3 separate regions of the Homo sapiens genome follow, and regions 1 and 2 are each linked to region 3. A link is a contact called in ENCODE Hi-C or POLR2A ChIA-PET data. All regions are on one chromosome and are shown on one strand. The core of a region is the stretch at or near the end of the contact, and the rest is flanking DNA. Distances in the headings are between cores, read along the strand shown.

Region 1 (2,797 bases), core at 298-2,797, 5.3 Mb after region 3:
GCAGGTAAGACTCATTCTCCTCTTTCTGGTATGGGTGAGTGGTAAAGCTTTGTTGTTTGTTTGTTTGTTTGAGACAGGATCTGGCTCTGTTGTCCACACTGGAGTGCAATGGCATCATCTCAGCTCACTGCAACCTCCACCTCCTGGGCTCCAGCGATCCTCCCACCTCAGCCTCTGGAGTAGCTGGGATTACAGGCATGGGTCACCACGTCTGGTTAATTTTTGTATTTTTGGTAGAGACAGGGTTTTGCTATGTTGCCCAGGCTGGTTTCAAACTCCTGGACTCAAGTGATCCACTCGCCTTGACCTCCCAAAGTGTTGGGGTTACAAGCGTGAGCCACTGGGCCCGGCCTGGTAAAGCTTTAAAAATAAAAATTTATGTCACCTTTACGAAGGGAAATTTATGTCCTGCTTTTAGGCAGAAAGGGGGAGGTCAAAGTTGTTCCTGAGTCTTTAGTTTCTGAACTGTTTTAAGCTCAAGAATAATCCTTATGCTGAAGTGGCATATTTGGGGTGGCATATTCTCATCCTCTTCACTATGAATGTGGACCACATTTTTGCAGCTTTTATTTCCGCAGTTACTTATGTTTCTTTCTCTGCTATTATATGATCAGCTCCATAAGTAAAAGACCTGTCTTACCTGCACATCCTCAGCACAGAGCTCAAGCATTAAATAAATATTAGGGGAACTGGTTGTACTTTCCTACCAGCCCATAAATGGGCATCAGAAACTCAACGTGTTAGAATTATTTGAAAATCAGAGTAACTAGTTTGCCGACTTCTAGTGTGCAGCCTTTACGCCAGCTGTTGTGGCTGTGTAGGGGTCTTCTTTTCTTCCATCCCTATTCTACGATGCATTCAACATAAGCGAAGTGTTATTATTCACGAAAGGCGCTAATTTGTGGACGGATGCACCTAATGTTCTTAACCCCTGGTTTCTTCGCACTAAAACCAATCCCAATAGCATTCCGTTTCAAGTGAAAGGTTTTTATTTTTTTAAACTAAGTAAATTTCTTTTTCTCCCAATTTACTCACTGCAGTACCTTATACTACAAGAACCAGCAACTGGTTTCCTCTTAATGTCTAAACATAACATCATTGTTAAAAATTAGAGACTTTGTCACAATTTGCAGTTTTTAAAAGTAAGGTAAATAAAGTATCTCATTATACAGAAGTACAAGGTCTCGTTCTTGTACATTTCGCTCTTCCCAAATATTCTGCAATCAGAACCCTGATTGCAAAACTAAGCACATGGATTCTCAAAAGACACCAGGCCAGAGAATTCTTTCATCCTAGTCCCAATCTCGCCCTTGAAAGCGTGGGAGGGGCAAGGCTGCGCCACGGGAAATAAATGAGGGCTGCCAAAGGCCGTCGGAGGCCGCGGGGCTCGGCAGGCAGGCGAAGACCCAGCGTCGCATTGCAGAGTCGAGACGACCTGGGCTGCCGTGACGCCGCAGTCGCCGGCCCTAGTTTCCCCCGCCCTGCCCGAGCGCGTCCGCGCCTCTCGCCCGAATCCGGGTACCACCGGCGACTCGGGTCGGCCCCTTCTGGCTTGTTCCGGCGTCCGGCCTGGCATGCGGGTGCTGCGGCTGCTGCGGCTGCCGCCGCCGCTGCTGCCGCTGCCGCGGGGGCTGCGGCTTGGGAAGCTCCGCGCTTCCGCAGGCCTGGCCTCCGCCGCCCGGGCCCCCGCAGCCTGTCGCTGGACCCCGCGCCGGCCCAGCGCACCGCCCTCAGGCCCCGAGCCCCGCCCTGGCCTCCGCCTCGGCCTCGCCTCCAGCCCCGGGACGCGGCCCGCCACCGCCGCTGCCGCCAGCCCAGACGCGCCGCCCGCATGCGCCGCGACCATGGAGCGCCCCGAAGCGGGTGAGACCGGGCTGTCCAGCGGGCCGGGGCGGGGGCGACAGGAGCCGCGGGGGCCTGGGCCTGCTCTGCGCTCGAACTTTGGGAGGGCCTGACCCGCGCCGGCCCTTCTCCGAGTCTCCCTCCTTCCCAAAAGGACTCAGGGTAGCACCGAGAAGCCCGGTGCAACCGGGGTGTACATCAGTGCTGCCTGTAGCGAAGCGTTTTAATGCACGCATTGTGGGTCCGACAGGAGGCGGGGGTATGAGCCCATCCCCGAGTTTCACTTTTCTTTCTCCCTTTCTCATCCTGTGACCCTTTGCACAAAGTTCATGCCAGTACACATTCCTTCCGACGGTGTTGATGTGGGTAAATGTAAACAAAACCTAGTAAAATTTCGATTTTATCTTATATCACAAATATTAAGCACCCGAACCACCATACTGTCTCATTTAGGATTTTCTGCCAGGTTTGGACATGACCGCTTTTAAAACTGGCGCCAAGTCTACACTAGCGCCCGGAATGAATTTCCAGTTTAGGTCAGCGTTTGTTGTGAACTGAACTTTGTGATAGAGCGAGTTAGGGGTGGACTTTCGGTAAAAGGGTCCGCAAACCAATTAGAGAAAAGGTGCTCCTCTGCAAGAGTTTCATAGGATAAACTCATAGAAGAGTATAAAAAGCATAAAAACGTTAAAGTGTACTATATAAATAGCAGTTAATCGTGTGAATATGTTGACAATTGTTAAGTGAATGATGACAGTGAGTTTTTGCATTTAGGAAATGCATGGGAATGGAAATTGTTAAGGAGAAAAGAGCCATACTCCAGTTCCTTGTTTAAGTGCCGTGGCTTTGCAATTCAGGATCCTGTTAGCATATCTGTATATTTTCCTTACTCATAAAGTTTAAGATGTTTGTGGAGGTTACTTCCTCCTTTCATCCATTTTCGGACACTATTAAC
Region 2 (3,037 bases), core at 388-2,887, 6.9 Mb before region 3:
AGACAACTGCATACACCAGTCTCACAGGAGTTTTAATCTTCAAATGGTCATTTTATCTTACATATACAGAGTGTCTTACAGCATACAGCAATTTCCACTTTATCTGCTAGTGTTAGGACCAGCACTAATAAGAATGAAGAGTATGTTGTTTATCAGCCACAAAAATCTGTGTCTATCACCATGGTTTGACTCTTAATACTCTAATGTCACAAACAACTGGCTTGAAGAAGTGTTTTTTGGTAGGTCCTATATCTAACTGTTCAATCCACTGACAAAAAAAGGGAACTCTTCCCCACTCTAACCGGTTTTCCTAAATGTACGAGGGGTTGACATTAGCTGTCTCACATTAACTTTCAAAAGACCATCAGATGAAAACGTTTCATCAAAAGCCACCTACTTAAGTATGAACAATGACCAAAGAATGACAAATCAAAATTCTGGGCACTATACTAAGAGAAAACTCTTCCAGAACACATACTTAAGAATTAATTTTCTCTCTGAATTTGGCCAAGTTTGGTGGTTTCATTCACAACATTTAAGGAAAAAAATGATGGTTTATGGCTAGCAGATAATAAAACAAACCTTTATACCACTTACTAAATAGAAACGGTTTAGGCTCACAAATATGTTAAAGCTTTCTCTTTCCCCGCAATGGTAGCCAAGCAGCATAAACGAATCAACATTTCCTCAGTTCAGACCTCAACTGGTTACAGGCAAGCAAGGGCTCCTCAGAATTTGCTTTACTAACGGTTTAGGTCAGAAATTTTTTTGAAGATCAAATGTCTTGCTATGTCTTTGTGTTCTTTTTCCCATCTCTATTACGTTTGTTGCCCTGTTGGTCTCCTAACACTTCCATTTTCTCCTTTTATGTTCCTGCTATGCTCTCCAAATGGCAGTAACCTGAAGTATAACTGATCACACCTCTTGTGATTTTTTTTTATTCTAGGACTTCCCAGATCTGGACTCCGAAGAAGACGCCCAGGTGCAAGCCCAAAGGTTACCTATTTAAATTTTCCAAGCACAGTGTGTAGAAAATCATTCCTCGCCCTTCATTTTGTGTTGCTTAACGGCGCTGTCGTGCCTAAACGTAGATACTGGCCAAGAGCTAGATTTCCAAAATGGCTTTGCTCCTTTCGAGCTGACATCGGTCTATAACATGCAATTTATTTCCCCTGCAGCCAATCTTTCTCTCTACTCCAAATACTACCCGATACGCAGAAAGCTGAACCTAACCCAGTGTAAACACCGACTCTCATCTGCTAAATTCAGCAAGGCCGGCAAAGCTGTTGCACTGATGTAAAAAGAGCGTTAAATCAAAAAACCAAAAAAACAAAAAAAAAAACAAAAAAACGCCAAAACACCCACACGAAGCCAACTGGAGGGGCGGGCGTCGGCCGGATCGCGCCCTCCCGCCGCAGCCACGCCTCCCCGCCGCGGCCACGCCCCCTCCGCCCCTCTCCGCGCCGCCGCCGGCGGCCTCCGCGCGGGCCTCCCAGCCCTTATTCCACTCACTTTGTTCTCCGCCTTTGTCCTAATCCACACCAGCAGGTGGAGCCGCAGTTAAAGTTTCCGAGTCCATTCCGGGAGCGGGAGCCCATCTTGCTGGCTGCCGAGGCCCTCGCTGGAGGAGGAGGGTCAGAACTCGGGTGCAGCCAATCGAGGGCAACGCTGCTACTTATCAGAGCAGAATGGGCTGTAGTTTAGTGAAATAGGAAAGCTGCAAAACACTGTGGAGTGCTCCCGTGTAAATAAAAAGAGGAAAAAAGTTTCTCAAGTCGCCGCTGCACGACGTCTGGCCGGCGCTGGAGCGGGGGTCTGCGCTCTCCCGAGCGGCCGCGCGCTGGACTTTATTGTGCCGCAACCAGCCCCAGTTCCCATTGTTTGTGTTTTTTTCAAAATATGGCAAAGGTTCAGGTGAACAATGTAGTGGTGCTGGATAACCCTTCTCCTTTCTACAACCCGTTCCAGTTCGAGATCACCTTCGAGTGCATCGAGGACCTGTCTGAAGGTGAGTGCGGCGCCCGTGCGCCCGGGCTGTCAGTTGCGGGCTGCAGACGTTGAAAGTTTCCCGGGCCGGGCCTCGCGCTGGGCGGCTGTGTTCGGCGCCTGGCGGCCGCGGGCTGCTCTGCGGAGGGAAACTTGAAGTTGATGGACGACGGCCGCCGAGGCGCGCGCGGCTTTCCGCCGCAGCCCAGGCGCCTGCCGGGCTCAACTTGCGAGGAACTTGTTTGAGCGGAGGAGCGGAGGTAGCCATGTTGTCAGCTTTGTCTGCGGGCGGGCAGCTCGGAGACCCGCACTCGCTCCCGCTGCGCCGCCTGAGGTCGCGCCGGGCTGGCTCCGCGCCGCCAACAGCCTCCGCGACCCTCCGGGCCCGAGCACGGAGGCTGGGAAGGGAGAGGCTGTGCGTGTGGTCGCGCCGGCGAGTTCGGAGCGGAGCCATCTTACCCCGAGTCGAGAATTGGGCCAGCGACCCCGGCGCACGGCGCCTCCTCTTGCCCCGCCGCCCGCCTGCCCCCGGCGAAAGGCAGGCAGGCACTCTCGAGAGCTCACGGTGGAGTCGCCGCACTCTCCGGGCTGGCCATGCCTGGCCGCTTCGGGGAGGAGAGCGAGGCTGTCCTCGCGCTGATTTCTGGCTTCCTCGACCAACCAGCGGGGGAGGCGGGCGCAGGCTCGGCCCCTCCGCGCCGCGGGCTGGGCGCCGGCGCTCCCCGGGGGCCGTGGGTCCTGTTCGGCCGGTCCTCCTCGGCCGGCGCCCGGGATGCGCCGGGATGCTGGCGCGCAGGCTCCCCAACCAACGTGGACTCCTTTCCCCTAATGACGAAAAGCTAATTTCAGGAAGAGAAATAGAGCTGAGGTAGGAAGTTACATTTAACCTAAAAGCAGAAATAAGATACTTAAATAATTTCCAGGACTTAATCTCTGCCTTATAAATAGTCTGAAGGAAGACTTTCTTCAAGACCGTGTTGAAATCTAAAATAACTCCACATCCAAATACAGAACACACCCTAAACATAAAACACAAACGTAGGCTAGGAAA
Region 3 (2,764 bases), core at 1-2,500:
ATGACCACCTGCTGCTGAAATGCCAAAGCCACCACTGTTAACGCTTTGCTCCGCCTTCCAGAGAGGTTATTACAGCTTAAGCTGCGTCAACAACCCAGAGGAGGCTGCTATCTAGTTTATCTGTGTGGAAGGCCTGTAACACACTGTTAACAGAGTAGTTGCAGGCCCTTCCTTGGGATATTTTTCTGCGTATAAGAGTGAATGAACTCCACGGCCAGATCCTCCTAGTCATGTTGCAGTGCTGGTCATGGGACCGCAGAGGGAACAGCACCCAACTGGGGATGGGGAGCTCACAGGCACAGGCCCCGCAGCTGATGCAAACCTTCCCCCTCCAAGGTTCTCTCGAGTCTCTGCCAAGAGTCGGCTGGAGGGCCCAACTGCTATGTTCTTATTGCTGTAATGACTGCAATTTGGCAGCATCCAGGATGGTGTACCGGGAACGGGAGGGGGAAGGAGATGGTGGGCCCCTCTGTTAAACGCAACGCCAGAAGGGACACAGGATGAATTTATTGTGGCCATCGGTCCTGAGCTGGAAGGAAAGTCAAAGGGCTTTAAAGCTGGGGAAAAGCTCTAACTCCTGCTCTGCTGTCAAAGCCTTACTTCCCACGAAGAGTAGGGGCCAGGCGGGCCAACTGTAAGGGGGAAGCGGCCCGGGGTGAGGTAAGAGGACCCTCCTAGGTGCCGCTGCCAGGCGGCGGTTCGCTGGGGCAGCAAGGCGCCCGCACTCGGGAGGCGCCACAAAGGGCCGAGGCCTGCGGAGGCCGCACGCGCAGCTCTCCGGGGCGGAGCCGCCGGGATCGCGGCAGCGGAGGCTGCAGCAGCCGCGGGTAGCCGGGGTGCCCAGCCTCCCAGCTCGGAGGTCGCGGGGGGCGGGGAGGATGCCGCAACTGCAGTCCGAGCGGCAGAGCCCGGCGCGAGCTCCCAGGCCCCCGCAACCGCTGTGAGGCGCAGCGCGCGCCACTGGCCGGGAGGAGCTAGAGGCGGGCGTCTGCACAGCGTCGCGCCACCCGTGACTGCCCGCCTTCAGCCGGGCCCGGGACCCCGTAGCGGCCCATGCCCTGACGGGGGGCGCAGCTGCGGGGCTGGCGAGGCGTCGCGCGTGGGAAGAGGCCTAAGACACCCCGACTGCGGCGGCTGCGCACACCCGATCCGGACGCGGGGCCCCGCGGGCGCGCGCCTCGGAGCTCCCGCCTCCTCCTCTTGCTCCTCCTCGGCGTACGGTCCTCCCCTGACCCCTCCTTCCACCCGCCGAGAGGATGCGCTCCCCGGCGCCCAGCAGCAGAGGCCACCGCTCCCAGAAATGCATGCGACCGATCCCCTTCTCCCGGACCCCAGGAGCCGGCGCCCCCGCCCTGTAGGTAGGTGGTGAGGCGGGGCCCAGCCCTCGCCGCCGCCCGCCGCTGATGCTGCCGCCGAGAGGCCGCGAGCAGGGTCCAGGACCGGCCAAACTTGCCTCCCGCCGGGGGCTCGGTGGAGCGCTCGGAGGTGTGCTAATGGCGCTGGGCGTAGCCCCCTGTGAACCTGAAAACCTCTGCTTGAGCTCGGGAGGCCGAGCGGGGGCGAAGGAGAGATTGACCCTTCCCCGCCCACCCCTTGGGGGGCTCGTGGGGGTGCGCGCCAGTACGAGAGTGGGGAGGACAGGTTGGCATGGGGCTTATTTGGGGAGAAGACCGTTGGATTTTCAGCAGCTCAGGTGGAAATATGTCACTGTGTTTTTCCGGCTGGATTAGCAGATGCGTTCTTCCCATCTTTCTAGCCAAAACATGTAGACAGGCAAAGGGTTATTAGTGGCATGTAGAAGTCGCTGTGGATTTTTGTGTATTTCAGAGCTAGCTAGTTGGTATATAAAATCGATGGGGCAAACCCTTACCGTCAACACGTTAGGGCCAATTTAGAGAAGGTCCTTCTAGAAGTCAGATTATTCTGGAGATCGATGAGGCTGGGATATTGTTGTGCTGAGTATTTAGGAGCCTCTGCTTACGTGAAGGGATGTGTTTTAAGAGTGGCAACTTTGATACAGGTGTCGGGAGTTGAGATTCTGCTGGAAAGATGTACCGGGTCAGCCAGCAGAGGCAGCCTTGTGCCCAGCCTAACTTCCAACTCGATGTTATGCTCTGTATTTCTCAGAAACTGGTTATGTATTAATGCTTTTTTTCTCCTCTAGGTGTAAAGTTTATACATCAGAGCTTTTGGCAAGATTCCCTCTTCCCAGACTATCATTTTTTATTTTATATTCAGCAATAAGGCTTAAAGTTTTGAAAAATGCATCACTGTAAGCTCCAATTTTATAGTCACTTAGGTATAGAGATTTGGAGAAGTGACTCAGTATAAGCTCAAATAGGACAGAATCTTGAATCTGTTTTTTTTTAAATCCTGTAATCTTCTGCATCTTATGCAGAATAAGTACCCATTAGTTATTTGTTGAATGAATGAACTGTGTTTCAAGCTTTCATCTAAAAACCACAATTTAGAATCACAGAATTGTTCTGTAGCCGGTGAAATTTAATTGAATTTCAAAAATTGCCTCTTTGTATAAATAGGCAAACTCAGTTATTTTAACATTTATATTTCAATTCTGACATCTTTAGGACCATATGCTATCTTTCTGTAATATGTCATCAAGGTTATGAGGTAATTCTCCCCAACTCTTAAGTTCATTTCATGTCTAAGCTTGCAAAATTTCCAGTCTCACTGGTAATCATGCCAACTTCAACTGTGCTCTCAAACACAATTTAAAAAGTAAAAGTCGTGTTTTAAAGAAAAT

The links. A loop is a pair of places that touch in the nucleus more often than their neighbours do. ChIA-PET counts read pairs that join two places held with the same protein, here RNA polymerase II (POLR2A). Pooled maps may share reads with other maps.
Region 1: a pooled map shows a loop between it and region 3 (3-fold over the local background). The contact joins the promoter of AKAP7 here to the promoter of NCOA7 in region 3. A Hi-C loop is called at or near these places in 3 of 50 pooled maps. POLR2A ChIA-PET finds 5 or more read pairs at or near these places in 2 of 52 experiments (CD8-positive, alpha-beta memory T cell and activated B cell).
Region 2: a map of naive thymus-derived CD4-positive, alpha-beta T cell shows a loop between it and region 3 (7-fold over the local background). The contact joins the promoter of ASF1A here to the promoter of NCOA7 in region 3. A Hi-C loop is called at or near these places in 1 of 168 maps with a recorded cell type or tissue (naive thymus-derived CD4-positive, alpha-beta T cell), 1 of 37 single-sample maps with no recorded cell type and 9 of 50 pooled maps. POLR2A ChIA-PET finds 5 or more read pairs at or near these places in 1 of 52 experiments (GM12878).

What each region holds. Positions count from the first base shown.
Region 1 is chr6:131,133,920-131,136,716 of GRCh38, forward strand. It overlaps AKAP7 (A-kinase anchoring protein 7), which reads left to right and starts at 1,548. Exons shown (of 8, transcript NM_016377.4): 1 at 1,548-1,863. The coding sequence starts at 1,845. RefSeq lists enhancers at 1,179-1,679, 2,116-2,175 and silencers at 1,506-1,595, 1,746-1,855.
Region 2 is chr6:118,892,515-118,895,551 of GRCh38, forward strand. ASF1A (anti-silencing function 1A histone chaperone) reads left to right here and starts at 1,638. Exons shown (of 4, transcript NM_014034.3): 1 at 1,638-2,008. The coding sequence starts at 1,900. The region is part of intron 8 of MCM9 (minichromosome maintenance 9 homologous recombination repair factor); the gene reads right to left. RefSeq lists silencers at 1,373-1,512, 2,303-2,832 and an enhancer at 1,833-1,922.
Region 3 is chr6:125,789,710-125,792,473 of GRCh38, forward strand. It overlaps NCOA7 (nuclear receptor coactivator 7), which reads left to right and starts at 1,251. Exons shown (of 16, transcript NM_181782.5): 1 at 1,251-1,358. RefSeq lists silencers at 1-83, 674-1,513 and enhancers at 537-1,037, 1,038-1,538, 1,734-1,833.